2 separate regions of the Homo sapiens genome follow, and region 2 is linked to region 1. Evidence: chromatin loops called from intact Hi-C (ENCODE). Cell type or tissue: endothelial cell of umbilical vein. All regions are shown on one strand. Links, peaks and the distances in the headings refer to the core of each region. The heading gives the core; the rest is flanking DNA.

The links. Peaks named below come from ENCODE experiments on the same cell type or tissue, not always from the same donor. Only the 100,000 strongest peaks of a DNase experiment are listed, where the experiment ranks them.
Region 2: it touches region 1 in a loop (4-fold over the local background); 11 of 110 quality-filtered maps call a loop at or near these places.

Annotation. Positions count from the first base shown.
Region 1 is chr15:85,660,514-85,676,955 of GRCh38, reverse strand. AKAP13 (A-kinase anchoring protein 13) reads right to left here. Exons shown (of 37, transcript NM_007200.5): 13 at 12,201-12,393; 14 at 7,126-7,234. Among named protein-coding and RNA genes, the nearest start is that of LINC02883, 90 kb to the left of the region's middle. RefSeq lists an enhancer at 8,699-8,868. In endothelial cell of umbilical vein, for the core only: no CTCF peak of the experiment used is centred there; a DNase peak (open chromatin) is centred at 8,755; H3K27ac peaks cover 2,520 bases.
Region 2 is chr15:85,598,251-85,614,692 of GRCh38, reverse strand. The region is part of intron 8 of AKAP13 (A-kinase anchoring protein 13); the gene reads right to left. Among named protein-coding and RNA genes, the nearest start is that of LINC02883, 150 kb to the left of the region's middle. RefSeq lists enhancers at 2,104-2,273, 2,553-2,722. In endothelial cell of umbilical vein, for the core only: no CTCF peak of the experiment used is centred there; a DNase peak (open chromatin) is centred at 6,622; H3K27ac peaks cover 2,601 bases.

The DNA.
Region 1 (16,442 bases), core at 4,699-12,698:
AGACATTAGAGCATGCTCGGATTATGCCAGGGCCTTCAGCACATGGGGAAACAGCATAATGTCAATGGCCTATGCGGTTCCGGGAAATGCTGTCTAGGTGAATGATGTAATAATTTGTTTACATTCTCATCTCCATTTCTGAATATACAGAATTCTAATGCAGTTTCTAAAAAATTTGGCTAATAAATACATACCTGTTAGATTATGAAAATAAGAATGATCACAATTCATACCTGGGGTTCTCTTCCTTAAAAGTATACTAAAAACATCTAGTAGTGATGTTCCTCAGGATTTTATATCTGGCTCTCTTCTCCCTCACCCCAAATCTCCTAATTCACTCCACCTCTTAACAACGATCTGCATACAACACACTGGTGACTCACATCTTTCTAATCTGGAAGCCGGATCTCTGTTTAGATCTAGGCTCATTCCTCTCCCTGCTCACCTGTGGGTGGATGTTCCACAGGCAGCTAAAGCTCCAAAAGCAGGTAAGTGAACTTATCTTTTCCTGCAGACCTGTTCCTCCTCCTGTGTTCCTTCATTTAGTGAGTGGTACCAACATCTAACTCATTAATCAAAATGGAAACCTGGGCACCATTCCTGAATCCTTATATCACACTTCACTCAGGCTTCTTCACTTTGTCTTCCAGCTCAACCTCTATTCCTCCCCTATTGCCACTGCTCTCTGCCTTGGTTTAGGACATTGTCTACTACTGTAACTTGAATCCTGCAAAAGCCTTCTACTGGCTGGGCGTGGTGGCTCACGCCTGTAATCCCAGCACTTTGGGAGGCCGAGGTGGGCAAATCATGAGGTCAGGAGTTTGAGACTAGCCTGGCCAACACGGTGAAACCCCGTCTCCACTAAAAATACAAAAAATTAGCTGGGCATAGTGGTGGGCACCTGTAATCCCAGCTACTCAGGAGGCTGAGGCAGGAGAAGTGCTTGAACCCGGGAGGCAGAGGTTGCAGTGAGCCGAGATAGCGCCACTACATTCCAGCCCGGGCGATGGAGTGAGACTCCTTCTCAAAAAAAAAAAGCCTTCTACTGATCCAATCTCTCCTCCCAATACATTCTCACTATGGTCAGCCTGAAGTGTTCTAATCATTATTCGACCAACTTAATCAATGTAAATGATTCCAATTCCCTCAGGCAAGAGGCCCAAATTCCTCAGTCTTGCTTTCCACATACTAATTCACCCAGCTAATTCCCAGTTTCCTTCTGGTCCAAACTTTAATATTACTTTTCCTTAGTCAGCCTTCTGACCCCTTAGGTCTGTCAGTCCTATAACATCAGATGTTTAAGTTGCTGCATTTACCATTTTCTATTAGATTCACTTGCTCTCATCTGTAAATGTGGTGAGGAAAGGAACCCTACCTGTGAGTTCACCCCCCTCCTACCATGGTCTAGCCTGGTGTACGGAAAAGAGTAGGTACTCAAATATTTACTGGATAGACACATTAATAAATGAACTTCCCTTTATCAGACTTTCTGGAATCTCAATGTCCTAAATGAAATGAGAGAAAAAGCCCTGTACCTACCTATTATGAAAGCCACTCCATACCCCAGATAAATGCTAAGTGACATCACTATTTGCTGTTGCAGCTACTCCAAGTAACAGATCAAAGAAATGTTGGTACAAATACACACTAGTTTCTCAGGCAGAGTCTTGTGCAAAAGTAAGATACTACTGTAATGTGTGTTCTGATGTGCCTCCAAATGTCAAACAGATTTAGAAAATGAAAATAAGCTGCCCCTATTACTCAGAATCTAAGAACATCTCCTTCATGTGTCACAAAATCATGGATCATAAGGAAAAATCTTACGTGATGAGTGTCTAGAGTATCCCTGACATATGGAAATTTCCAACATATATATGATATAAAGGAAATGTTCTGGTAACAGAGCAATTCAATTTTACAAGGTAATTGAATTAAAGTTTATATTTATATATGCATTTAATGAACATGCATGTTTTCCAGTCTTACAATTTAATAAAAATGTCAAAAAGAAGTCTGATTACATTTTTGTTCTGATGTATTTGTCAATGTTATCTTTTCCAAACAGAACTGTGCTAAGAATATATATATATATTCACATATATTCATATATATATACACACACACACACACATACATATTTCAGTAAATTCCCATCATAGTTAGAGAAGAAATCCAGAAAACAGAGATAAAATATCCTCAATAGCACTGATGCCTAACTTTCCAGAGGCCCACCTTGATCTTTGGTCACACAGATCCTTTACCTTTTTAAAGATCTGGTACAGATATGTAACTGCCACAGTTCAGCTCTCAAGATGGCCTTAGCTGTCATAGTCTAATGCATGCCATACAACTACAAGCTACTACTCCCATCACAACATGCTTAAGAAACTTGGCAAACTCACATGCCATAAGCAAAGGTGTAAAAACAACCCCAAGGGAAAGTGCCCTTCTTTGTGATACACACAGAGTATTCCTTCTGAAATGCTTGGGGTCAGAAGTATTTCAGATTTTGAATTTTGGAATATTTGCATATATATGATGAGACATCTTGGGGAAGGGAACCACATCTGAACATGAAATTCATTTGTTTCATATACAGCTTATACACATAGCTCTAAGGTAATTTTATATAATATGTTACATAATTTTGTTAAGGCCTTATATGTGGAATTTTCCACTTGTGGCATCATGTTGGTGCTCGAACGTTTCAGATTTTGAGAAATTTCAGACTTTCAAATTAGGGATGCTCAACCTGTAACAAACCATGCAAAATGAAGGGGAAAATGAAATCTCATTAAGAAGCATATGAAGTTAAAACGTCTAACGGGTCCAATTCCCCTTTCAACATTATCACCACTAATGTGTTTCCAGGGATGCAATCAAGCAGATTCTCTATTATTTGAAGCATCTTCTGGGTGGGAGCAATGAAAAGGTTAAAAATACAGCCATAGAAAGGGATCATCTGGGTCGGGCACGGTGGCTCACGCCTGTAATCCCAGCACTTTGGGAGGCCGAGGTGGGCAGATCATGAGGTCAGGAGATCGAGACCATTCTGGCTAACATGGTAAAACCCCATCTCTACTAAAAACATGCAAAAAAAAAATTAGCCGGGTGTGGTGGCGGGCACCTGTAGTCCCAGCTACTCGGGAGGTTGAGGCAGGAGAATGGCATGAACCCGGGAGGCAGAGCTTGCAGTGAGCCAAGATCGTGCCACTGCACTCCAGCCTGGGCAACAACAGAGCAAGATTCTGTTCTGTCTCCCCAAAAAAAAAAAAAAAAAAAAAAAAAAGAAAGAAAGAAAGGGATCATCTGTAATAACTGAATTCTATACATGTGAAAATAAAATTTATTTTTAAGTTCTATCAAGAAACCATCTATGTTTCCCAGCACAGTGGGAGAAAAAGGCTCCACACAATCTTTCTCTGATGCAAGGAGGAGAAATGCTGTGAACACATTCCATGGAGAAGTTTCTCTCAGGGCAGTCCTCCCAGGCACCAAGCCTCATGACACAGCCAGCACCTGTGCTACTGCGACCCCCTAAAAAATTGCCGGCAAGTCACGCTCATCATATCCCACCCTTCGAATCAAGACAGGAAGTCCAAGACAGGAGACACTGCAGCTTTTCCCGTCCTCTGTGGTTCCTAAAGAAGCTACTGCTTGCCTACTCTCCACCCCAGAAAGTGATACAGAAATATTTTAGTCACCCTCTCTATTCAGTATTTTCCTTTACATCAGTAGATTTTTTAAAAAACAGATCCCAGCTTAGAAATAATGCTACAAGTTTGTCTGTTTTTCTAATCTAGCAAATGACCCAACAAAAGACATTCTGGACAACAGCTCAGTGGAAATACATTTCCAGAAATGCTCAAGTTTTACTGACAGCTGTGATAAACTGTGGTTGAGGAAACTAATAATTTCTTTAGAAGGAAAAAGAGCACAGGTAAAAGCTGGAAAGCAGTGAGATTAGGATGAGTTTAGAAAACATTCTGTTCCTAAACAAGCACACTCATAATAAACAGCCAAGTGCAAGACAACAAGGGACAATGTCCTAGCAATGGTGAGCAATGTTTAACCTTGCTTAAGCTCTGGGCAGAGAAAAATGGACCCTGGCACTGTTCTGGTTATTGTGAACAATCACACTCCACAATGACAGCATGTGCTCATTATATGACAGAAAATATGCTATGGACTTCAAATGAAGTCAGATTTAAGCCACATCACATTATCATCCCCATTTAACAGTTGAATTGATGCAGAGAGTTTCAGTAACAAGCTCAAAGTAATACAGCTACTAAGTGTGCTTAAAATATCAGTTAAAATATTTTGAGTGTACCAAACATTTTAGGCTTTAAAAATCACTGAGGATTTTATTTATGACACTATTTCAGTTAGGGAGACTATGACCATAGATGAATCATGCTGAGTATTTAAGTGACTTGGAATTGAACACTTGAGCCTGGAGCAAATTATGAAGTATCAGTTATCCCGATGCTTAAGGCATACCACACACACTTTAACACAAGTTTTAGTCTTCTCTTTAGTCAGAATTTTAACATTTCCAAAATGATGTATTATGTTTCTAGTGTAGAATAACAAATACAGGTGGGAAACTATTTTAATTGTATATAGGAGGAACTAAGGAGAAATAGTGACATTAAGGTTGATGGGTCCTTCTGTTGCAGCATATGCTATTAGGAAGGTACGTGGGGCTAGCTATCATTCCAGCCTGCATGAAACGTACACTACAAATCAGAATGAGGGTATTACATTTGGATGAAAGGAATAAACTCTTGCTTGAAGCTCCACTTTTGACAGCAGTCTACTACTGCAATCAGGTTCCCTAGGTGAGTTGAGCAGAAAAATTCTCAGCAACGGGAAGAAAAGCTCTATGTGTCAGAACCTCTAGAATAGCGCTTTGGGGAGTTAGCTGTATTATTTATAGTGTTTGGATAGCAACTGAAAACACAGTCAAAAAGCACCGTGTTTTGTGAAGGAAAAATAATGAAGTGTTTCATCCACAAGGAAAGAAAGCATGTCACAAAATATAGGAAAAAGGTCTCTCTATGGGACACATTCTGTTGGTACTAGTTATCTGTTGCTGTAGAAGTACAATATCCACTATGTCACGACACTTGCTGGTCACGGAAGGAGGGGACGCTGAGCTGAAATGTCTCACTTAGAGTGCCTTCCTGGCCTTCTCTGGCTACTGAGTGCTAGCATTCTGGCTTATCAAATTCACTGCAAACTATTCAATTGTACTTTCCATTCTATACAAGCCAAACATCTAACTCAAAGCCAAATTAAAAAAAAAAAAAAATCCAAACAAGCAAAAACAGGAAAAGCTATTTCTGTCACAGTTCTGGGGGACATATCTTTGAAAATAAGTCTCCGTTAGACACCTTTTGTCAAATACGCTAGATTTGTATTTGAAATATTAATCACATGAAAACAAGAAAAAAGTTAACAGAATCACCCATTATGTCTTTCTCTCTCTCTCTTTTTTTTTTTTTTTTTTTTTTTTTGAGGCAGTGTCTCACTCTATCACCCAGGCTGGGATGCAGTGGTGCCATCACAGCTCACTGCAGCCTTGACCTCCTGGGCTCATGATCCTCTTGCCTCAGCCTCTGAAGCAGCTGGACTACAGGCATGTGTCAGCATGTCTGGCTAGAGTCATCCATTATGTCTTAATTCCACTGTGAAAATTTTAAAAATTAGGATTCCAGTAAGTCATGAAGTGAGATGGAACATCCCATGAATATAGGGCATCTGCTTCTGTCACCAACTCTTAAACTGAATTATATCAGGGAACAATGAGGAAACCCCATAAACACCAGGAGAGTGTGTTTATTTCCTTTGCTTCAGCCTCCGAGACACATGGTCTTTCAGCAAAGAACATAATGTATCACTCACTCCCTCTCTGATGAGAATTTAATCTTTATATCCAGATCCCACACAGCAACTACTCATAAAAAAATCAACATTTAAAAAATAAAAAATGAGGCTTCTCAAAGAACAAGTTGCCTTTTTTGTGACAAACAACACTGATCCAATCCAAGTATGTTTTTGAGCATCACAAGGCCCTGCGCTTATGGATGCCATGACATCTCTACATAACTTCCAACACCAGTTGATCTGAATCCGCATACAGGTCCACTAACCCCTTTCAGATGCAATCCTACTGGCCCTCACTGAACTAAATCTCTGTCTCAGTCTTGCTTTGTCCTTCTTGAGCTTGACATTGTTGAAAAGCTCAGGTCAGTTACTGTGCGAGGTTTCTCCACTGACAAGTTTATGGAAGACAGAGATCAACTGAGGAACTTTTTAGATTAAAGTGGACTAAAGAGATATGACAACTTAATTCAATGTATATTCTTAGATTGAATCTTGGACCCAGAAATAAGTGAGAAAATTTGAAATCTGAATAAGGTGTACATACTAGATAACACAATTTTATCGATATTAATTTCCTGATTTGGATAATTAGACTACTGTAATACAGTACTACCACAGTATATAAGAGTATAAGGTACTCTTATATACTAATGCTAGCACTCAGTAGCCAGAGAAGGCCAGTATATGGTACCCATATACTATGGTAATATAAGACAATATCTTTGTTTTTAGGAAATATACACTAAATTAGAGGTAAAGGAGAGTTATGGATATAACTTATTCTCTCAAGTGTTTCAGAAAAAATCTTTAGGGGAGTGATAAAGAGAGGGAGAGAGGCTGGCGAAACAAGTATTCTAACATTTGAGGACTGGACGTGAAGAATACATGGGAATACTTTGTACTATTTTTGCAATTTTTTCCCCAGTGAATATTATTTGTAACTATTTTTCAAGTCTAAAATTATTTCAAAATAAAAAAATTTTAAAAAGTGTGTCAGATTCATGCCCACAAATACAATAAACTTAATGTATTAGGGATATTTTTAGGTAAAAGGAAGAAGATCTCAAGATAAACTCTATGCCACCTTTTCTGTTTAAGTGCTGAGCCATTCACTCAAAGAAGTAGTAAGCAAATTTTGGCAGGTAATGTTATGGGGCCTTAAAGTGAGAAAAATAATAGGAAGAGTGGTTAAGATTTAATATATTTAATTTTTTTAAAAAGTAGTATACTCACTGTCCAATCCAGGATGGCTGATTGTCATTAATGAGATGGATTTTGTCAATGGAGAGGAAATGGCTGATGTACAGTAATTAAATCCCTGCTGCTTAGATCTGTGACATATCTGTGAAGTAAAAAAGTGAAGAACACGTTGTAAGCATATACTCTCATATTTCTAGATAAGCATAAAACCTTATAATTAGACCCACATAGTAAAATAAGGCAGTGAAGAAGCGGGTGAGAGCACAGGCCTTGTGGTCAGACAGACTTAGGTTAAAGTCTGCTCCTGCTACTTAACAGCTGCTCAGTTTCAGAGAAGTTACTTAGCTTTTCTGAGGCTTAGTTTTCTCATCTGTAAAATGGGGATCATTAGAGTATCCATTCTTTACAGTGGTTCTGTATCCCTCATAGCATCTAACAATGTTTCAAACTTAGTAAGTACTTAATAAATATCTGCTGGATGCATAATCACTTAAAAATAATTTCACTGGAAATATCAAACTACATACAATACTTGTTCTTTGAAAATCTAAATATTTCTTCATACAGATATAGTAGAATATCAGTAATAGTATTCTGATTTTACTTTATTTATTATTATTTTTTTTTAGACAGAGTCTCACTCTGTCACCCAGCTGATGTGCAGAGGCATAATCTTGGTTTACTTACTGCAACCTCTGCCTCCAGGTTCCAACAATTCTCCTGCCTCAGACTCCTGAGTAGCTGGGATTACAGGTGCGCGCCACCACGCGCAGCTAAATTTTGTATTTTTAGTAGAGATGGGGTATCACCATGTTGGTCAGGCAGGTCTCGAACTCCTGACCTTGTGATCCGCCTGCCTCGGCCTCCCAAAGTGTTGGGATTACAGGCGTGAGTCACCGCACCCAGCCTATTTTTATTTTTGAGACAGAGTCTCACTGTGTCGCCCAGGCTGGAGTGCAGTGGCATGATCTCGGCTCATTGCAACCTCTGCCTCCCAGGTTCAAGCGATTCTCCCGCCTCAGCCTCCTGAGTAGCTGGGATTACAGGGGTGCACCACCACGCCCAGCTAATTTTTTGTATTTTTGGTAGAGACAGGGTTTCACCATGTTGGCCAGGCTGGTCTTAAATCCCTGGGCTCAAATGATCCACCCATCTCAGCCTCCCAAAGTGCTGGGATTATAGGTGTGAACCACCAGGCCTGGCCTCTGATTTTAAATAATTGGAAATTGAGATTCAAGTAAAGTGTCTTAAGATCACAAACAAAACAACAGTGTATCTGGAAAGAAGCCTAAATCTCTTCCCTATCCTCTTCTAAGATGATAGTGATTCTACATGAACGTAAAGGTAACTGAAATTTGATAATTTAACTCTCTCAGTAAATTCACAGCAGCTTTGAGACCATGTAATCCAACCACCTGCAGAAGTTCCTGGTACAACATCCCTGAAAGACAGTCATCTAGTGTCCACTAGCACACTTCTGGTGATAAGAGCCCATTCCAATTGTTAACTGACTTTATCATTAATCCTTTCCCTTCACAGAATGAAATCTGCCTCCTTATGACTCACATATTGAAAGGGAAGCAGTGAAAAATCCGTTACTAGCATGAACTTGACTCACTTAGGCCAGACTTCTGATTATTTAGAGCTTGTTTCATGTGTAACCATGGCAGCTGAGGCAAACAGTTGCTATGTTTCAAATACAACTGTGAGGTCTAAAAAATGACCTCAGTGAAAGGCAGAGACTTTTAACAGGAAGTTGGCTACAGGCAACTCGTCTAGATCAGAGTGAAACAAGCAGCTCAAATGCCTACTCTGAGGTTCCATACAAGATAAAAACTATGGGTAAGTAGAGATTCCAGGAAGGCTAAGCATAGCAAGGCACTAAAACAACAACTTTATCTAGAAAGACTGAATCAGAAAGTCCACTTCAGAAAGACAGTCCATTTTAGAAACACATCAGTAGTAGTAACGTCTTACTAAAATGCAGGGTTATCTGTCAAATTCCCGGAAATATCCATCTTAGAAAAGGTATCACATAAATAATATTAAGAAAATTAAATCATTCTTATTTCCTCCTTGAAAACTCACCTACTCCAAAAACCTGGAAAAAAGCAGAGAAATTAATAGCCAGGAACTCTTGAGTTTAATACTGTTCAGCTAATAGCCACTTACACGGCCTTAGGCAAGTCATTTAAATGAGCTGGAGCTAAATCTGAAGGGATATGTCAGTCTTGGCCTATGATTCTGTTTACAAATCCACAATTTTGGTATTTTACCTCATCTTGTAAATGATTTCCAAAGGATTCTATAAATTTGAAATGCAATTTATTTTAAAGATTTTTTCACTGTTTATTTACCCTTAGCAAAGCTGTGCTCAGTAGCCATCCAAGAATTGTTCCTATTTTTTTCTTCCTTTCTCTGTTACCATTAGGCTGAGTAAATCTAAATCACTTGCTTCAACAAGCATATTCTTCATATTCTTATTTTTTCTAACTCCTTCTGAAGTATCAGAACAAGTAGAAAAATTTTTAAAAGGGGCAAAATTCACTCTTCAACTGATTTTCATTATGCCTAAATCTCTTTATTTGTCTGGTCTCACACAAGCATAAGTGTTACAATAATTACTAAGATAATCCTTCAGTGTCAAGTTTATATTTGGTCATGTTAGTGCTTCATAGTAGGATGCAATAAAAATTTAAACTTCTACACAAAGTCCTACTCAGCAAATCAAGGAAGAGGTTGTCAATGTTTTTGTTTAATTAGAAATGTATCATTAGATTCTTGCCTCAAACTCCAGTCATCTATTCAAAAACAGTTTTTTTTTAAATTGTAAGTGTTTCATTTGGAGGAAATAAGATGCATCCCAGAATGCTTTCGTAAATTAATCAGTCTTCTGACCCAAGAGGAAGAGAAAAGACTTGCAGTGAGGTACAATGATATAAAAGCAAATAATTTGAATTCTCAACTCAAAAGCTCCCCAAGGGATTGTCAAAAGTGGTAAGTGATAATGAGGACATCCAGAAGATGAGAACTAAGAAGTCACTTTGATTTGGCTGACATGGAAATCCATGACCTTCAAGACAGGAGTTTCAAGAGACTGGTAGCAGCAGAAATTAAGAGATGATTAGATGGTGATAAAGAGAAGGCAAAGGCCAGGCACAGTGGCTCACACCTGTAATGCCAGCACTTTGGGAGACTGAGGCAGAAGGATCACTTGAACTGGGGAAGTTGAAGCTGCAGTGACCTGTGATGGCACCACTGCACTCCAGTATGGGCGACAGAGTGAGACCCTGTCTCTAAATAAGTAAATAAATAAATAAAATTTTAAAAAGAGAAGGCAGGGAGCATAGATGCTCTCTTAAGAATTCTGGTAGGCATCAGAGTGAACAGGCGACCTACAGAAGGCAGAAAATTTTTGCAATCTACCCCTCTGACAAAGGGCTAATATCCAGAATCTACAAAGAACTTAAAAAAATTTACAAGAAAAAAAAAACTCCATCAAAAAGTGGGTAAAGGATATGAACAGACACTTCTCAAAAGAAGACATTTATGCAGCCAACAGACACATGAAAAAATGCTCATCATCACTGGCCATCAGAGAAATGCAAATCAAAACCACAATGAGATACCATCTCACACCAGTTAGAATGGTGATCATTAAAAAGTCAGCAAACAACAGATGCTGGAGAGGATATGGAGAGATAGGAACGCTTTTACACTGTTGGCGGGACTGTGAACTAGTTCAACCATTGTGGAAGACAGTGTGGCGATTCCTCAAGGATCTAGAACTAGAAATACCATTTGACCCAACGATCCCATTACTGGGTATATACCCAAAGGATTATAAATCAAGCTACTATAAAGACACATGCACATGTATGTTTATTATGGCATTGTTAACAATAGCAAAGACTTGGAACCAACCCAAATGTCCATGATAGACTGGATTAAGAAAATGTGGCACATATACACCATGGAATACTATGTAGCCATAAAAAAGGATGAGTTCATGTCCTTTGCAGGGAGATGGATGAAGCTGGAAACCATCATTCTGAGTAAACTATCGCTAAGGACAGAAAACCAAACACCGCATGTTCTCACTCATAGGTGGGAACTGAACAATGAGAACACTTGGACACGGGGCGGGGAACATCACACACCGGGGCCTGTTGTGTGGTAGGGGGCTGGGGGAGGGATAGCATTAGGAGAAATACCTAATGTAAATGACGAGTTAATGGGTGCAGCAAACCAACACGGCACATGTATACCTATGTAACAAACCTGCACGTTGTGCACATGTACCCTAGAACTTAAAGTGTAAAAATAATAATTTTTTAAAAAAAGAATTCTGGTAGGGATGGGAAGGAGAGAGAATCAACTGACATTTCCTGGAAGGTGTAGTAAGAAAGTTTTGTTTTTAATTTTTTTCCTACAAAGGAGAAACTTGGGATATGTTTTAGAGAATTGGGAAAATTAATAACGATATGTAGCGTATTTCAAGATTCAGTTTACTATTGAGAGGGTAAAAGATGGTCTCAGATAAGAAGGAAAAACTCAATTTAATATCCTGGATACTTTCCTAATTTTAAAAAGTGTGCCTTGATGGAATATTTAAATCTATGCAGATTAACGTAGTCTTTATTTTTTCTTTTTTCTTTTTGGAGACAGAGTCTTGCTCTGTCACCCAGGCTGGAGTGCAGTGGTGCAATCACAACTCAATGCAGCCTTAAACTCCTGGTCTCAAGTAATCCTCCTACCTCAGCCTCCCGAGTAGCTGGAACTACAAGCACAAACCACCATGTCCAGCTAATTTTTAAATTTTTTGTAGAGATGGGGGGTCTTGCTATGTTGCCCAGGCTGGTCTTGAACTCCTGGGCTCAATTGATCCTCCTGCCTCAACCTCCCAAAGCACTGGGATTATAGGCATGAGCCACCATGCCTGGCCCTTTTTAATTAGGTGCTAAACACTTGGTTTAGTGCTAGATTAAGTATATCATATAATGGGTAAGTAATCATAGCTACTAGCCTTATACTACCAGAAGCCTTGCCTTCTATGTTCATATTTTGTGAAATATATTTTTTCCAAATTAGACATATTTAAGACTTACCTGCTGATCAAACATCCTATGTTCTCTCTGGTCTGACTCCAGATCCTCTTCTGAAAGTGACACCAAAGAGTCAACCCGTTCCTCACCACTGAATGGGTGTCTGAGCTCTTCGGCATTTGCAGAGCTTACTTCTAGAGATGAGGATGGCTTGTTTCCGACACCAGCTCCTCCTGTCAAGCCTTCTAGACTGAAACTGAACATAGGGCACAAAAGTTAATTCATTCTATTTCTGGGTCTCAAAAACAAAGGAGGACACAAAATCCCTTTGGGTATATCTCCCTTGTTTGTGTATTATTTCTATGTCAGCTAGCAAAACTGTCTAAAAGGGCATGGCACAAAGAATACTACCTACCTTTCCCCCACAGATCTTGGAATACTGAGAAAGAATACTGCACTTAGATTTTCTTACCGCATTAAATTTATCCAAATGTTGAACCACCTAAGATCACTTCTCAGATTTTTTTCTACACACTATATGGACAGACCATAGTTATCTGATATTTTATATATGTGTTTTTTCCTTGATCTAATTAATCTTTGTGAATCTAACTCTACTAATGCCAAGTAATTAAATGTCACAGAGAAAATACGAGCTTAAGTAACTTTCAGAAGGCAAACTGGGTAACTTGCCCTTATGTCCATTAAGTGGACCTTTATAATTTTACATTCAAGTTGACCTTTATAATTTTACAGGTATGCTTTCACCCAAGAAAACCCAAGTGTTACTCATGAGTGTTACCATCTATGCACACCTGGCCAAACAACTGCTGACAGACTTCTCGAGAATTGTTAGTTGCAACAGGCACATATAACACCTTAATGAACAAATGCTGAAAAGCAACCTGGTCTAAGAGTAGAAAGAGTTGTAATTTTTTGCCTGGATATTGGTAAAGGGAACAAAGGCAGTCAGGATTTGGCATTTTAAAGAGGATTCCTCCAAGACAGATTCTGTGGTTTGCAGAATGAAAAGCATTTTCAGTAAGCAGAAGGCTACAGAGACAGGTTAGCGATTTAACCTCCTTGGGTTGCTAACTAGAGTAATTCACATCTGTTACAACTGCAGCGGAAACTTCTTTAAAATAACCAAGATCTCGAAACATAGCTGTAGCTGACCATGTTCTCCGCTAACAATGAGCTGGAATTCAATCTGAAGGTATACTGAAGCTACTTAGTTACCTCCACTCAAGGAAAACTGTACAGAAAATTGCTCCAATTAAGTTCATACCTACCAGTCCAGGACTTGTATTTGCTTTTTTAAATTATTTATTTATTTATTTTGGTTTTGTAAATAACTTAACGAACTGAAGCCATATAACTCTATTTTCTCTAGTAGGTAAACTAAACAATGGATATGTTTTTCTTCAATATAATAGAAATCATGACTAACTACAAGTAAATGACTCTGTAAACCTCATTTTCTTTCTTTTCCTATTTTTTTTTTTTTTTGAGACAGAGCCTCCCTCTGTTGCCCAGGCTGGAGTGCAGTGGCACGACCTTGGCTCACTGCTACCTCCATCTCCCGGATTCAAGTGGTTCTCCTGCCTTAGCCTCCCAGGTAGCTGGGATTACAGGCACCTGCTACCGTGTCTGGCCAATTTTTGTATTTTTAGTAGAGATGGGGTTTCACCACGTTTTTCAGGCTGGTCTCCAATGCCTGACCTCAGGTGATCCGCCCACCGCAGCCTCCCAAAGTACTGGGATTACAGGTGTGAGCCACCATGCCTGGCCTGTAAAACTCACTTTCAATACCAGGGATAAGAGGAGGGGCTAAGTGAAGAAGAAATTACTTGAAAAGCCTAAGAAAACCAGATCTATGCTTACTGCAAAACTTAATTCTGAAAATGTTTTAGTAATTAAATCTGGCTGTTCAGTTGAGAGAAGAATATGAAACGATGAGGAGTCTCTGAATTTGGAATCTACACAGAATGGTGGATTTAGAAGCATAATAGAAATCAGTGCATCTTATTAGCTGCCTTGGTTCTTTGATTGTTTTCTTCGGGTTCCAAGAATTTTTAGGATCTGAAAATCAAGACAAACCAAAACAGAGAGAGATAAATCTGTGCAGAAAACATCAAATCTATGGCCATTTGAGACATACAGGATGCATCACCCGACTCTTAGGCTGCATCCCTTCAGCTGAGTTAGTGACACCCATAGCAAAGGCAATGAAATGCTGTGCTCACAGACAAAGCAGGCTGCCCATATGCATCCCAGCCACACAGAAGCCAGCTCCAAGCCAAAAGCCCTGATGGCGTATTTTATGGTTCCCCATTTGGTGGCGGGACACATAACAATATCATACCTTCTGTAATTAAAGTCAGCACTCAGGCCAGCAGAGTACTGCACACCAGAGGGGCACCAGCTCATACTGGGGATGACATCAAAGACAGAAACAGAAATGCAGGGAGAAAAGAGGAAACAGGAATGGGGTTATTAGGTTTAAAAACGAAGGGCATAGTTAGAGACAGACGGATTTATGCGATCAACAAAAAATTTAGGAATGTAACACTGACAATTTTTAAAAAGGCTATAATAAAAAATCATAGAAACTTAAAAATATTTTCTTCTTGTCTAGACAGCATTGTGGAAAAAGACTGTGGGTTCTTTACAGTATCACCAGTTCAACCTGAAACCCAAAAATTCCTTCTAGTGAACTGTGGCAACTACCTATGGCTTGCTCTTCAGACATGAGAGGTATTTCAAACTCCACCACTGGGTACAATCTCTCAGTACATCGCATACTCCCACATCACCCTTACCATAGTATCTCTAATCCTAGACTTTTTAAAAGAGACAGTGACAAACTGTGCTCTGGTGGGCTCATGGAGTCATCCGGTTTTTTTTTTTTTTTTTCATGTGTTTCCATTACGGATCCAACCAAACCAGACATTAATAGATTCTGCATGATAAGATACTTAGTCAACACTGGCATCCATCTTCAAACCCTACTCACTAGGCTGTTACGTTAAAGATAAAGCATATAACACTGATTATATATTTGCTTATGTTTTAATGATAATGAAAACTACCCCCCAAGACGGAGTTTCACTCTTGTTGCCCAGGCTAGAGAGTAATGGTGCGATCCTGGCTCACCGCAACCTCTGTCTCCCAGGTTCAAGCGATTCTCCTGCCTCAGCCTCCCGAGTAGCTGGGATTACAGGTGTGCACCACCACACCCAGCTAATTTTGTATTTTTTTTAGTAGAGATGGGCTTTCACCATGTTGGTCAGGCTGGTCTCAAACTCCTGACCTCAAGTGATCCACCCGCCTCAGCCTCCCAAAGTGCTGGGATTATAGGCTTGAGCCACCGCACCTGGCTGATAATAAAAATTTAAAAAAAAGGAATTCTATGGCACTGAGTTAGAAATGTATCTTTTTAATTTCAAGTTTGTTTCCATTTTTCCTACAAGATAAAAAAAATCCATCTGATCATCTACTTCCTTGAATATCCCAGTAGCGGTGTCCATTATCAAGTAGCAAGGACAGAAAATCTGGGGTTGGAAATGCTAAGTAAACACCACTAGCTAAAACAATAATCAATTCAAAATATTGTGTGTTCTATAAAGGAAACTGCATGGAAATGTTGGGATTTTTATTAACAAAAGCTATCATTAAAAAAATACCCTGCTACCTGGGCCATAAAGTTCTAGGTGATGTGTTTTTGTTTTCTGAGAAGAGATAAAAGCAGAGCTTGTGGACAATAAAAACACTCGGCTCAATAAAACCACTCGGCTCCCTCCAGAATCTTGCAGATGGGAAGGCCTGGCACCAAAAACACCTATACTGGACACATCTAATAACTTTGTTTTGTTGTCAAGTGGGGTTTTTGGCTGGAGAAAGGAGACAAGGAAAATGGGTGGGAGGATGTAAGAGCTACCCCTATGGCTCTTTTAAAAAATCTTTACCATATCATTTAAAACTAAATAGTATAAAACATTTTAAATCAGATTAAATTAGTGGTATAAAGCTTACAAGTGCAGAAGCAGAAAGTAAAAATATAGTGGAGACACTTCGCTGGTCTGGTAAGTGGGATGACACTGACATAATTTACTTGTGTGAGGAGAAGATATATATTTTACAAACACAGATAAGACTCAGAAGTCCATTCTTTGACATTATTAACTTAAATTTTAAATCGCCAGTTAATAAATAGGCATATTTTTACCTAAATATCCAACTTCTTTTTTAGAAACAGAATGTGGCAAATCAGTAACTGAACATACACTGCCAAACCATCATTCT
Region 2 (16,442 bases), core at 3,160-11,159, 61 kb after region 1:
TAATTTTGCCACTTGATAAATCCCCCAAGAAATGAAACTATAACAGAGAAAAGTTAGTATTTGAGGAAAGAAAACTTGGGATTCATTACTCATAATCAATATCCCTACATTTGATTTTACATAAATGCTAAAGGACAGAAAAAGATGTTTTTTAAAAAATAAAAATGCCAAGTGATTCTTAATTTTACATTAAACGGACTCAACTTCTCTGCCAACATTTCAATATTTGACATTCCACTTTTTAAAAGTTTCTCTCTATAGTAATATCTTACAAAAATAGAATGAACAAACCAAACATACAGACTAAAAGATCTCTGGATATTGCTACCCAAGTCTTCCTGAAAATGAACAGATACACTGATCTGGCTTTTCTCTTTGGAGCAAACATTCATTATTTCTTTTGGCAGCATTTCAGATATTTAAAGATGGCCGTCGTGCTTCACCACCCTCTTCAGGCTTCTCTTTCGAATCATGATTCCCACAACGGCTCCTCAGACAACAGAATACCTGAGTGCTCTCTAGTTAGTGTACTTCTTGTGATGTGGATGCCCCAAACAAAATCCTCTGACATGGTGCACACTGGGATAACTAAGATCAAATTGGTTTTCTTGACACACATATTACACCGCTAGAAGAATAAGTTTATTGTGAAATAAACTTACTTCCCATATATTTTCTTTCAGTGTGACTTACAGTATCAGGTCTCCTTTAAACTATAATCTTGTGATTTTGTTTTAAAACCTACTTTATAGCTTTCTGTATAGATATATTCTCTCAAATAAATTCTCATTTGTTTTAAAGTTATCATTTTAGCCTTAAGAGAGTATAGTGAACCTAAATTCCATCACTGAAGTAACAGCTGTTTCTCCAAACTCTGTATCATTCATAAATCTGAAGAGCAAGGCTAATGATGGAACCCAGAATTAAATCACTAAAAGCCTCCCCTGGTAGGACATCTGTCCATCAATCAGCACTCCTAATATATATATATATATATATATTTTTTTTTTTTTAGACGGAGTCTGGCTCTGTTGCCCAGGCTGGAGTGCAGTGGTGAGATCTCGGCTCACTGCAAGCTCCGCCTCCGGGGTTCATGCCATTCTCCTGCCTCAGCCTCCTGAGTAGCTGGGACTACAGGCGCCCGCCACCACGCCCAGCTAATTTTCTACATTTTTAGTAGAGACGGGGTTTCACCGTGTTAGCCAGGATGGTCTCGATCTCCTGACCTCGTGATCCACCCGCCTTGGACTCCCAAAGTGCTGGGATTACAGGCGTGAGCCACCGCACCCGGCCCCAGCACTCCTAAGATTAAGTAAAATGCTGGTCTATCAGCTACAAAGCCAACTGAATTCTGAGTCCCATACCTCCATCTTCTATACAATACAGAATAATTAATAAAACTTCTTCCTGAAATTAATACATACTAAATGTATGGCATTCTCCTATTCAACCTATCAAATAATGCTATCCAAAAGGGAAATGAGACACTACTCATGCAGTGTACTGTTTGATAACCATTTATGTTGTCTATTTAAAACCAGATCCTAAAGACTGTTGTATTTGATAAAACTATAAGCCATATTTACTCATAGTTTTGAATCTTCTAACAACATTTCTTTTTAGCATGACCACAAGAACATAAGACAGTCCAGCACTGACAAAAACAAAAACAAAAGCTACTTCATAATAGTACAATGACACAAGAACTTCTTCTCACATGTAGAAATCTTACCAATTTCATGAAGCCCGTAAGTGCAAATTTTTGAGTAAAATTACTATAAATAATAGCATCCCTTTTAAGGCATTAAGGTAAGAAGAATATGTTCTCTCCACATTTACTTTTTCTTTCTTTTTTTCTTTTTTTTTTGTGAGACAGGGTCTCACTCTGTTGCCCAGACTGGAGTGCAGTGGTACAATCTTGGCTCACCACAACCTTCGCCTCCCAGGCTCAAGTGATTCTCCTGCCTCAGCCTCCTGAGTATCTGGGGATTATAGGCACGTGTCACTACTACCCAGCTAATTCTTGTATTTTTAGTAGAGACGGTGTTTCACCATGTTGACCTGGCTGGTCTTGAACTCCTGACCTCAAATGATCCACCCGCCTCGGCCTCCCAAACTGCTGGGATTTACAGGTGTGAGCCACCACGCTTGATCTACTTAAACATGATAACTATACCATCAAATAGTCAATTCAAATGAATTCACAACCTTATGCTATTTTTCCCACCCAAATAGTTGGTATATATACAAGTGCAAAATGCGTATGTGATTCAGACAAAACCACCAGTAAAAAAAATCTATTTCAGATGGTAATCTAGATCTTGAAAAGTATTTATTATGAGGTAATTTTTAAACAGGTTTACTAAAGTATAATTTACACATAATAAACTGCACCTATTCAAAGCATAATAAATGTTTCATGTATTGTCAAATTTTCCTAACATGTTTTTAAGATACATTAGAACTTTTAAAACCTGAGGGCCAAGAACACTAAACATGGCAAATAGAGTAACTAACAATTTCAACAACAACCAGGAAATTTCACATGGAAAATCTGTGACATTATTGGGACTGTATAGTACAACTCCATGTCACTGCCCTAAATCTTCAATAAGCTTTTCAGTAAAGTTTAATCATTAGGCAACTATTTATTAAACATGTACGCTTGGCATCGAGGATACGGCAGTGAACAAAATGGATATTAAATAATTACAATCATGTTTGAGACTGGCCCTTACAGTATATTACTAATCTGAGACTTGATGGAAGACTTAATAGGAATTAACCAGGCAAAGGGTGTATATGTGTGGATGGTGCTGTAGGGAGGCAGGCAAGGAAAGCTAGAGAGACTGACCTGTGTCTACGTTCAGGCAGAAGACTGCATAAGGCCCAGAGGGAAGAAAGAGCACAGAGACAAAGGATGAGGCCAGCCCCAGCTGAACATGTTACTTGTGTTCACAAGTGTATTGTCGCTACAATAGGAAAAGCAATCGAAGAGTTGTTAGCAAGGGAAAGGCAGGATCGCATCTGTATTTCAAAAATATATTTTTCTGGAATACGCTCAAAAGACAGAAGGGAGCAAGCTTAGAGACAGATGAGTCAGAAAGCTGTTAGAGAAGTCAGGTGAGAAATGATGGCAGTGTGAACTCAGCTGCTGAAAGCAGAGCTCAAGAAAAGAAACCGAGAGTCCAAAAATATTTAACATTAACAGGATATTGGGCATTGGGGTGGGAGCAGAAGTAAAAGAAGTGTGACGATGGACTAGGTTTCTGTCCTGAACAACTAGGTAAAGGGCGGAATGCAGCAGAAGTAGGTGGCAGGGGAGAGATCAGATGATGAATTCACTTTTAGACACAGTGAATCTGAGACATGGTATCTCAGAGATATCTGAGCAGAGCCATGGTAGGCAGTTGAAAGTGTGTGACTGGAACTCAGGGGAATGGCTGAGGTTGGGCATTCAGATTTGGGAATTAACACACAGAAGTGGCATCAAGGAAACTAAATGGAGAAAGTATTTCAAAGAAAGGATAGTAAACAGTGCGAAATGCTGTAAAAACGTCATGCAAATACAAGATCCGGATTTTGCTAGGCAAATATTTCATAGATCTTGGTGAGGGTAGTTCTGGCGTAGTTGTAGACTGATGAAAACTGGATTTAAATATTCTACTATTTCACAGGGGAAAACTTAAGGTTTTTTGGGGGAGGGGAGTGGGGGGGTGGAGTTTCGCTCTTGTTGCCCAGGCTGGAGCGCAGTGGCGCGATGTCGACTCACTGCAACCTCTGCCTCCCGGGTTCTAGTGATTCTCCTGCCTCAGCCTCCCAAGTAGCTGGGATTACAAGCGCCTGCCACCACGCCCGGCTAATTTTTTTATTTTTAGTAGAGACGGGGGAGTTTCACCATGTTAGCCAGGCTGGTCTTGATCTCCTGACCTCAGGTGATCCACCCACCTCGGCCTCCCGAAGTGCTGGGATTACAGGCCTGAGCCACCACGCCCGGCCCTTAAGCTCTATCTGTATACTAACTCTTCAGAGTTTTCTCTTAAGACATTTTTTTCCTTTAGAGAAAATGCCTTAAGTGAATCCTTATATAATGGTTGCTATAAGATTACTAACCTGACAATAAATAATTTAGATTGTTAAGAACTTTAAGAAGAAAACAAAACACTGACAGAGAAAAAGGGACCATTACCAAGAAGTGAGTTCCATGCATCACGACTATCCTTTTGTATACTTTTGATTGTGTCAAAGAGATCCTGCCATAGAAACCAAAATAGAACACTTGAATACACGTACTGCTGTCTTGGTCAGGAATATGAACAAAGGTTTCATATAGCTGAAGGAGAGAGGCAGGGTGGACAAGTGTTTTGGAAAGGAAATGGAAAAAGAAGGGAAGAGGCAACAAGTGAGAAACTCCTTTTCCATATGATCATCTATGGAAATAAGAACAAACTTCATTCCATAAAAAACAAAGGCAATGAGGTAAAAGGAAACAATGCTGACATTTACTGACCATAATTCTGTAATGGGATCTCGTTGTCATCAGCATGCCACGGTCAATTAGTAGCAAACTAATGAATATTAGCCAAATTTCTTTACCCATTCAGCAAATATTTAAGTGTCTGTTTTAGGTGAGTTGCCCTGTAAGGTGTTATGAGAGATATACAAATACATAAAACATTTTTGAGTCCTCAAAGAAAATACAGCAGGAGCAACTGTATGAAACACAAACACAAGACAGCTTGGGTAGGTAGTACAGATGAAAAGCAGAATTTCAGCAAAAGGAAGAGGATCTCTGGCTGAAGTGATAAGAAAGAAAAGATGCTGTTTTAAAATAAACGGAAGGAAACAGAGAAAATGGAAGAGAGGAGGTGGGTGTTGCATATGAAGAGTGTGAGTGAAGGTAAAGATGTTAATGAATGCCAGGTATGACAGAGGAATAGCACAATGTCTGGTTACATGCATCAGATTCATGCAAGGGACTGCTATGACATCAGGTAGGAAAAGCATTAACAGCATAGGTTATACAAACAGATGATGCAAGAAGAAAACCACCGTATGATCTAGGAATCCCACTACTGGGTATATATCCAAAGGACAGGAAATCAGTATTCACTCTCATGTTTAGTATACTGTTTGCAATAGCCAAGGTACAGAACCAAGTTAAGTGTCCATCGACAGATGAATGGATAAAGAAAATGTGGTACATATACACAACAGAATATTATTCAGCTGTAAAAAATAATGAAATCCTGTTATTTATGGCAAGATGGATGAGCCTAGAGGACACTACGTTAAATGAAATAAACCAAGCACAGAAAGACAACCACCATAAGATCTCACTGATAATGTGGAATCTAAATAAGTTGATTTCACAGAAATAAAGAGTACAACAGTGGTTACTAGAGGCTGGGACAAGGATGGGGAGAAGAGAATGGGGAGAGGTTGGTCAATGGGTAAAGAGTCATAAGAGGAACAAATGTAGTATTCCATCACACCGAAGGGTGACTATAGTTAGCAATAATATATTGTATATTTCAAACTAGCGGGAAGAGAGGATTTTGAATGTTTTCATCATTAAGAAATAATTAACGTTTGAGGTGACAGATATGCTAATTATCCTAATTTGATCATTACACATTGTATACATGTACCAAAATATCACACTGTACTCCATAAATACGTACAACTATGTGTCAATTAAAAATGAAAAAAGTGTATGTGTTATGCTAAAGAGTTTAAGACTCTATTCAGGGGCAATAGGGAGCCAGTGAAGATGTTTGAACAAAGAAGTGATATGACTTAGGCTGTCATTCAGAAAGGCAGTACAAAAGTCTTTAGCTTCATCCAGTCTAATCTCCCTTGTCTGGATTTCAGACTACTCCATGACCCTTAACCAATCTCATTTTCTATTGTTCTTCAAGATAAAGCCTAATTGTGTATCAAGGTTCCACAATCAGAATATGGTTCTTCCTACTTCAAGGCCCCCGGCTCTCAGAACAATCATGGTTTCTGGAATTCCCTCTCTCGCCTATCCACCTTAGTCAAAGTCCATCCTTTAATTCTACTTTCCCAATTCAGCTCTCTCTGCCTACTCTAACCCTCCTTAAAACGCTCTCCTTTGAACCACTATGGGGCTTAGACTCTGCCTTGCTGACTCTATGGTGTCCTGCCCTGTGTTGTTCATTGCTACTGCATGTTGGTCTGATTCTAAGCAAATAATAATTGCCTTAAAGGCAACAGCCATTTCTTAAATTTCTCCAGAGTGCCAAAAATGGTATGATACATCCAAGGTGAGATGAATAACTAATAATGTCTTCGTTTACCACCACAATCACAACCCTAAGACTTCCAATGGCTGACCAAATTTAGTTATTAAACAAGGAGAGAAAATAATTTTGTCTGAAGTAGTTTCTGTATTAGAAGAATACTCCTGGCCAGACACAAAAACTCCTGCTCAAAATAACCACAACCCAAGGAAAATATGAATCCCACATAAAATAAAAATGTATTACTTTAGGAAATTACTTGACTTCTTATTTTTCTCTTCAAAAAAAGAATAGCTCTAGCACAGTCACACAGTCAGACAAGCCAAAAAATGACTCAGCTTCCCATGGAAGACTTCCCTCATCCCTCCAGGCAAATATACACCATTGTACAGTCATGCGCTCCAAAAAATGCAGAGGTACAACTTGCTCTTTTTATCAATTGTCCAAAAAAACAAAGCAAAGGGGAAAAGAAAGAAGTTCTTCATGAAAAAGCCTATTTGTCAACACTACTGCCAGGTTAATTTTGGCATTCACTCATATTCAAAGCAATAAACTTGCTTCTGTTCATTCAGAGACTATTATCTGGAGCTTGTATTTTGAGAATTTTACTTAACTAGAACACATATTTTAATGTTCTGGAAATTTTTAAGAAAGTACAATGTAACTGTTTACCTTAGATTACACTGTGAACATTTGCTTTGGAAGGGTTATCACAAAAATATGTTTAAAGAGTGGAGAATGCTCCTTTACTTAAATACATACTAGCAGAGATGTCTCATACAGGAAACATCAAAGGAAATGAAGGGACAAATGAGTAGCTTAGTGACTCTATTAAGCTAGCATCGTGGTTAAAAGCATGAACTCTGGAGCTAGGCTGCCTTACGCAAGTTTTAAAACCTTTCTGTTCCTCAGTTTCTCACCTACAAAATGGGGATAAAAATAAAGGCAAATGGTTAAAAAAAAAGGTGTGAGCAATAAATGAATTAATGTATGTTACATTTTTGTCTTATTTTTTAAAAGGAGGTATTTAAGTCAGCCTACAAGGGTGCATATAAAATAAAACCAAGTAACTATGGTAAATTCTGACTCAAGTCAGAATGGAAAGAACAAAACACTTTTCCTTTCAATCAGACTACCATATCCCCTCTGGATCTATTTTGTACCATGACAAAGGAAAGCAGAGGGAAAAGTGAAGTCTTCTGATTATCTGATAACTGGAGAAGGTAGGGAGCTACCTCAAAAACTAAGAATAAAGGAACTACTAAGTATCTGAAGCTGTTTTACAAAGAAGTACTTCTTTAAAAGCCAAGATAGAACTAGGAACACAGATGGAAGAGTTAAGTCTCAAAAAAAAAAAAAGAAAAAAAGAAAAAAGCCTCTTCATCTGAGGCAAAGGGAAAGAAGAAACGACAGATATTTATAGATTTTTCCTGGCCAATCCCCAAGTGCCTAATTTGGATTGAACTTAAAATGTCCCCGAAACAATCCCCACCCAGAAGGCTGAAATACTAGTGTGACCCATTGGGGTAAAGAGCATCTAGCTCTGAGAGGTGATCCTGGGAAAGAAGCCTTGCACCATGACCACTTCTCTGGCCTTTTCTCTCACCTTTCCTTGCAAGATTCTTCTACTTCAGTCACACAAGTCAACTTACTGTTCTCAGATTATTTTACACCTGGCTGCCTCCATGTCCTTGACCCTGCCATGATGTTCTTCCCAGTCTAGGCAAAACCGGAAAAGTCTTTAAGATCTCTTCAACTGTAGTCACCCCCATGATGCCTCCACCAAACACCTCAGTCAAAAAACTGGCCTATCTTGCCTCTGACTCCATTAGAACTGTGTTAGCACTCATCCATCAATTATCACAGTTAAGTAGGGGCCTGTTGTACAAGTCTCGTGGAACAAGACATCTCCTGTTTCTTTGGATTTCTTAGCATTCAACAAATGGCTTCTGTGTAAATAAATATGCATATCTGAAAAGGATCTTTCAGGTAAAGGAACCTATGCTCAAGGGTAAATCAAACCTAGGCTGGGCACTGTGGCTCATGCCTGTAATCCCAGCACTTTGGGAGGCTGAGGTGGGCGGACCACCTGAGGTCAGGTGTTCAAGACTAGCCTGGCCAACATGGTGAAACCCCTTCTCTACTAAAAATACAAAAATCAGCTGGGCGTGGTGGTGGGTACTTGTAATCCCAACAACTCAGGAGGCTGAGGCAGGAGAATTGTTTGAACCCTAGAGGCGGAGGTTGCAGTGAGCCAAGATCATGCCACTGCACTCCAGCCTGGGTGACAGAGCAAGACTACATCTCAACAAAAAAAAAAAAAAAAAAAAAAAAAAGTAGATCAAACCAGTGCAGAAAATCTAGATTCAGAAGCTCCTTTATTTAAAAATGTAAAATAAACCACAAATATCTGACACACAGATATGCACTAAAGGGCATCCACTCTGCCCACTACAAACAAATGGTACTAGTAGTTAGACCTTATAAATACATGAGATCTATCAGAAATTTATCATTAAATGGAGGATATTCTGTCTACCCTTAATGCTGTTTTAAAAATTTTAATCCACTTTATTGAGGCATGACAGAAATACAAAAAGTTATGTATATTTAAAGTACACAACTTGATAAGCTTGAAGACTGAATGCTTTTTTAAAATATAAATGGAAGTTTGGGTGGGTTCCATAAAATTATCCATCCTTGAGATATGTCTAAATACATATTGATTTTTATATTATTTGTTCACAATTATTTATAAGCTTATATCCCAGTACCTTTTTAAAACAATTTTATTTTAAGTTCCGGGCTACATGTGCATGACTCGGGAGGTTTGTTACATAGGTAAACATGTGCCATGTTTGTTTGCTGCACCTATCAATCCATCAACCCAGGTATTAAGCCCAGCAATGCATCAGCTATTTATCCTGATGCTTTCCCACCTCCCACCTCACCCCACAACAGGCCCCAGTGTGTGTTGTTTCCCTCCCTGCATCCACATGTTCTCATTGTTCAGCTCCCCCTTATAAGTGAGAACATGCAGTGTTTGGTTTTCTGTTCCTGTGTTAGTTTGCTGAGGATAATGGCTTCCAGCTCCATCCATGTCCCTGCAAAAGACCCTTTCTAAGTGTGCAAATATCTCCCTCTGGAATTTATATGAATGTTCTACAATTGTTCCCAGTGAAACTTTTAAATATCCTCTCCACAAAATGGTAAATTATTCGAGACGAAGTTTCATGAAAGCATTCTGATAATTTCTCAAAAAATAACGGGATGTATGTGTGTGTTTAATGGCTCAGAAGCCCTGCAAAGCGCTGACTGTCGGGAATAGTTTATCTAGGAAATTAGGTAATCCATGGGGATTAAGAGCATAAATTATTACCAGGGGCACCCATGAGCTCTTAGTGCAGCACTGAGCAGGAAACATGTAAGTTGTCCCTCCAACTAGCCATCTATAGATTATTAACATCTCTCTTCTGACTGCCCTATGAAGATGTTACAGTAAACATCAGTGGTATTCAAGAGCTTAGCATATGGTTTATTGTTAAGAAGAACTTCCCAAATCTTCCTAATCTTTCTTTCATATAAGTAGGGTTTTCCTGGGTCTGAATTCTAATGGCTCTATGCATCTAACTCTCATTCTGATGAACCTAAAGAAGCTTTGAAGGCTGGGTGCAGCAGTTCATGCCTGTAATCCCAGCATTTTGGGAGGCCGAGGTGGGTGGATCACCTGAGGTCAGGAGTTCAAGAACAGCCTGACCAACATGGTGAAACCTCATCTCTACTAAAAATACAAAAATTAGCTGGGAGTGGTGGCAGGTGCCTGTAATCCTAGCTACTTGGGAGGCTGAGGCAGGAGAATTGCTTGAACCCGGGAGGCAGAGGTTGCAATGAGCCGAGATTGCAGCATTGCACTCCAGCCTGAGCAACAGAGCGAGGCTCCAACTTAAAAAAAAAAAAAAAGCAGCAGCAGCAGCAGCTTTTGATTGGTTCCATTTCATTACTGAGTCAATTATCCAAATTCTATACAGACAGAAAGATGAATCACCTCTCTTGGTTCAGTCCTAAATACTCATTTTAATGGGTTATCAATGAGGACCTTCCTATTCTTCACCTAATTTTTAGCTGCAACTCCTGCCACAGTGATTAAATCAGCTTTTCAACCTCAACTTACAAAACTTAAATCTTCAAATGTATTTATTATGTAAATAGGAAATAGTTATTTTTTTTAAAGTGACCTATTTAAGGTTGTCAGTGCCCTGAAGGAGAGAAAATAATAAATGAAGTAAATACTGTATCCCCTTATGTAGAGCTCGCTGAAGCAATACTTAACAAAAAACTGTCAACTAACTAGATATCAACCTTGCTGAAGTTCTTCCTGTGTCCCTTTTTCTTTTGAGACACTCAACACACATCAGACATTATAAATGTCTGCCATGTGTGAGAAATGTGACAAGTCACTGTGCATGAAAACATGGCTGAAGCAGAGTCACTGGCAGGAGGCGGCAGAGCTCCCAGTGCAGTACTTAGTGAGGCACATGAGATACACTGCAATTCCACTGGGTCTGTTCCAGTGTGGGGAAGGAGAAGAGTATAACAGGAGGCCTGAGAGAGCGAAGAGGACACCACAGGTAACACTGCACATCAGGGAAGGGCTTTAAAGAAGGAAAGGGTACCCATGTTGACTCCAGAGATGCATTTCAGGCACAGAATACATTGAGTGAATACAACAATAAATTTCAAATAATAAGGGGATTCTGGCGAGGCTGGCAGCTGGACTGTGGGGTGAAAAAGTATAGCTGATGGGACTGTACAAGTAATCTTCAGAGACAGACTGTAAAGTCCATGTATGCCACATCACAAAGTTTAAAAACCAAGGAGCTATTTAATTTACTTTGAGCAAGAATCTGCAACATGGGCTAGACAAAGTGGTTCTCAAAGTGCGGTCTGCAAAACCTTGAGGAGACCTTTTCAGGGTGTCTGTGTGATCAAAACTATTTTCATAGTAATGGTAAGATGTTACTTGCCTTTTTACTGTGTTGACATCTGCACTGATGGTGCCTTAGCACAAACCAAGGCATTGGTGCCAGAATGAATCAGGAGTCATTATAGTCTTCACTGCCATACTCTGAGTACACACCTTTTTAAAATTCTGTGTGACAAAATGGGAAGCAAACACATAATACTTCTGTGTATGTGATGTGATGCCTGTCTTGAGAAAAATCACTTGTACAGTTATTTTATGTTGTGAGCTAAACTGCTTTTTTCAGGAAACAACACTTTACTTAAAAGAATGACTGACAAATAATGGTTATTCAGAACTTGGGGTTATTTTCTTAGAACCTGCTTCTCAAGGGAAACAACTGACAGTATTTATAGTTGATAAAATTCAGACTTCAAATGAAAATGAAAATTCTGGAAAGCCTGTAGTCGTCACTATGAGTTTGCCAGTTAACAAATACTTAAAGACATTTCTGATGAGACTAGTAGTAACATTAACAAATTTGAGTTTCTGATATTGTAGAATGAAACATTCAACATTTGGAAGAGTTGTATTACTCAGTGAATCAATATTTTCCAAATGACCAATGTAGGATTTTACAAAATTATGCATGAGTAAAAGATTCATTGAAAGTATGATAGGCTGGGTGCAGTGGCTCACGCCTGTAATCCCAGCACTTTGGGAAGCTGAGGCGGGCGGATCACTAGGTCAGGAGTTCAAGACCAGGCTGGCCAACATGGTGAAATCCTGTCTCTACTAAAAATACAAAAATTATCCAGGTGTGGTGGTGCACATCTGTAATCCCAGTTACTGGGGAGGCTGAGGCAGGAGGAGAATCACTTGAATCCAGAAGGTGGGGGTGGCAGTGAGCCAAGACTGCACCACTGCACTCCAGCCTGGGTGACAGAGCAAGACTCCGTTTCAAAAAAATATATATATATGAGATAGACCAGACCCAGCACAATGGCTCACATCAGTAATCACAGCACTCTGGGAGGCTGAGGCGGGAGGATCACCTGAGATCAGGAGTTCAAGACCAGCCTGGCCAACATGGAGAAACCCCATCTCTATTAAAAATACAAAAATTAGCTGGGCATGGTGACGCACGCCTGTAATCTCAGCTACTTGGGAGGCTGAGGCACAAGAATGCCTTGAACCTGGGTGGTAGAGGTTGCAGTGGGCCGAGATTGTGCCACCGCACTCCAGCCTGGATGACAGAGTGAGACAGAGTACAAAAAGTTCAATGATACGATTTCAGATTGCATACCGAAAGTAGCTTTTAAGAACCTACTGTTTGTCAATTCTGATCTAGTATCAAAGAATATCACAATTATTTGAGAAAACTATTAAGGTAGTTCTCCCTTTTCTAAGCATATACCTGTATTTGCTTAATTTTCTTTATATACTTCAACTAAAACAATATATTGCAATAGGCTTAATGCATGAAAGATGTAAGAATCCAAATATTTTATATTAAGTCAGAAATTAAAACAATACCACTCCTCTAAATTTTTTTGTAGAAAAGTAATTTTTTGTAGAAAAAATATCTTTATAAAAATATAATTTTAATAATGATTAGTTTATTGTAGTAAATGAATTAATAAACATTTTTTAAATTTCTCAGTTTTAACTTCTAATACAGTAAACATTTCTAGATATAACCTATATAAACAAAAGCTCTTTGGGGCTCTTAATTTTTAAAAATGTGAAGAGATCTTAAGACCAAAGAGTTTGAGAACTGATGGGTTATAAGGAATACAAGAATAGCTGGAAGAAAAACACACACACACACACACACACACACACACACACACACACAAAGAATTCAGGTGAGAGAAGATGAGAGTATGAGTTCCCTAAATTGGCAGTTTAATGTGATAAGTTAAATTTACTGTCTCAGAGAAAAAAAGCTTTTCTTATTTTGGGGGAAAAGGATAGAATCTTGGGTGAGAGCTTTCTAACTTAACAGACTATATGAAAGCTAATGCCTTTAGTTATATGTGAGATTAGGTCTAAACAATTTCATAACATTATGAATGATGCTGGTGAATTAAGAGTAATTACAGCAAGAACAATAAACAGAGATGGTTTTCTGAAGGGCAAATAAAATTATTTAGGAAAAGACTTTTGATGACCTATGTGCTAATGAAGTTAACTGAAAGGTACTTCCTAAGGGACTATATGGCTGAATAAGTCTCATTGCATTTTTGAAAGACCAGGGCAAATGGTAAACTGACATGAGTAACTCTTTTTAATGCAAGTTCCTGAATTATTACTCGGATTAGTGCCCATTAATGTACATTTTAATACATAATAGTAATAGATACCCTCATAACAATAATTCTGAGCCATCAAGGATAAATTTTGCTCAGCATTTAAGAAGTCAGCCAAGTACATGGATATTTTAGAAATATAGTGTAGCAAAGGTGTCAAAGTAGAAGATCTGGCACGTAAGGCTTTACCTCCAGCTATCTGACTGCCATTCCAAAAAGATTAACTTGTCACAGGTTCTACAGTGGAAATGTTCCAATAATTGTAAGAGGGTCTTCCCACTCCTGGGGAAAGTGATATTAGGAAGAGCCACAGACACAATGCTAAGGAATGGAAGGTAAAAACGTGGCAGAAGAATTTTATCTCCCTGACAAAGACAAGTTGTTTCTTCAGCTCAGTTATTCATTGTGGTCATCAGGACATAAATGCTTTTTGGGGCTGGGTAGGGGAATATATTCCTTTAAAAGGCTATCTTGTTAAATTTAAAATTAATGTCATGCATTTGTTAAATCTTTTAATTACTATTTGTTTATTAAAAAGAATTTCCTAAAGGAACATTTGTGTTGTGAAAATGGATGTCAATATTTAAAGTCCTGTCTACTACATTAAAAATGGCCCAGCAGTGCCTCTACTTAGCAGCAGCTGTTGAAATTTCCTCCAAGTAATTGTGTATATCTAAAAGTAAAAGCCTGCTTTTAAAAATATTTAACAATTCGTACTTTTAATTTATTTAGATTTGTGCTATTATCTTCCACCATTAGACTAAACTAGTTGGTTATGTGATAAAACGCTTTTCAGAGGAAGAATAGTAAGCTAGCCTTTTTTTTTTTTTTTTTTTAAATCTAAGCTATTCCCATCTTCCCCATTCTATGCTGGGGTGATACACCACAAGAAGTTACAGGAACAACTGCTAAAAGAATTAAACATCTTGGGCCTTTACACAGCTGTTGCCATATCATGGCTTTGGTGCATGGTCGGTCACAGATGCTGTCAAGAGGCTTATGTTTAGTTATCCTTTTGCTTCCCCAACCCCCACATTAAAGGTCTCCTTCACCTTCTCTGTCCTTTTTGCTACCTCCCTTCTTCCTGCTCCAAGCTCCCACAAACCAGCCTTAATAAAAGAGGAAGGATCAAGGCAACACTCCACATCAGTCATATTTCAGGGCAGCTTGATGTTTGTTTGCTAATAGATGGTTGGTATTATCTAACCAATAGGGTGACTCCAAGTTTTAAAAAACAGCAAGACTAATTCAGAAATAATATTATTTCTTAATTTTTTTAAAAATAGAGATGGGGTCTCACTTTGTTGCCTAGGCTGGTCTTGAATGCCTAGGCTCAAGCAATCCTCCCACCTTGGCCTCCCAAAGTGCTAGGATTACAGGCATGAACCACCTCACCCAGCCCAGAGATAATATTCATAAAAGGTATGCATTATTTTGTTTTTATTTAACCCCTCTTCCTTCCCAAAGAGTTATGCCAAGAAACAGACAAATGGCAGTATAAGTTCCCATTAGGAATAAAACAAAGAAAACTTGGCATTGTTAGGCACTGATGAGCTTCCCACCTCCCCCCTTCTGGGACAGCTAGAAGCACAGTAGCTCCCCAAGATGAGACCAAAACCAGTGAGTAGGTAGAGATACACGGTAACTCTGACACCCAGGAGCAAATGTCAATCACCTGAATTCACTACTGCCAGAATCACTTAAGACCCTCCAGTGGCTACAAAGAAACCTGTGGGGCTATGACGGGTGGGATGTGCCAATGACAAATTCTATTCTTTTTCAAATCCTACAGAACACAGTCTTTCGATTTAAAAGCAAACCTAAGAGCACTTGTCCACATTATATTATATGCTAATCTTCAAACAATATTTCTTCTCACAGCTTGCAGGTACTCCTTTTAATGCGTTCAGCTGCAACAGCCACTGCAGGAAAGTTCCATGTCAGGAAAGCCAGGATTTAAATCCTTTTCCTCACTCAAGGAGGAAAGAGCAGGCTCAGACAAGGGAAAAACAATCCACTGAGCTTGATGTGAAGCAGATACAGCACCAGATTTCAGCACTAATGAAGGAAGAGGGCCAGAGCTCTATTTCCCTCCTTTCCATCATCCCATTAGGGAAACCTAATGACTCCTGGGAAGGAACATAGCCTATTGTGTTGACTACGAGGGTAATAGGGACAGGAACTGTTTCATAGCAAAACAATCATGATACACGCATCACTTTCTGGAACTGGAATGAAAAGTCTGACCCCCTATTTTAAGGCAAGCAATGCTGTCAACAGGGAAAATCCTTTGAGTGAAACATTTCAGCAGAATTCCACTTAATGCCTGATGTTACAATGCTACTAGAAGGGAACAGTAGAAGGGACAGTGGTGTAGATAGGCCTAAACAATGGAAAATTCCTTCTCTGAGTTCCCACGACCCAGGTGTCAACTCCTGGTTCATTTCTTTGTTTCTCCCAATAGAGCTTCTTGAGGGATGAAATCTGTCTTATTTTACCCACCATGGCATCCCTGGTTTCTATTACAACGTTCAGCATACAAAATAGTACATATTTGCAGATTAAAGGCTCAATTTTGCTTTGGAAATGCACAAGAGTAACATCTCCTGGAAGAAGGGACTATGTTCCAACAGCATAATTTACCGTTGGAATCTTTGCTACAAATGTTTAAAGTAAGGGATTCGTGCATGGACATATGTTTTTTCCATGCCTCTCCCGCTGACAAGTCAGTCTGTGGCTTCCCACAGTTTCTGGCTTTCACGGGGTGGAATGAGAGAAAAAATTCCTGAGCCTCTTAGAGAAAATGTCCTGTTGCCCACAAAGTAGAGACTGCACACTACACAGGCTCTGATGCTTCTCATCATGCATCCTCTCCAGAATGGACCAGGCCTAGGCCCAATTGCA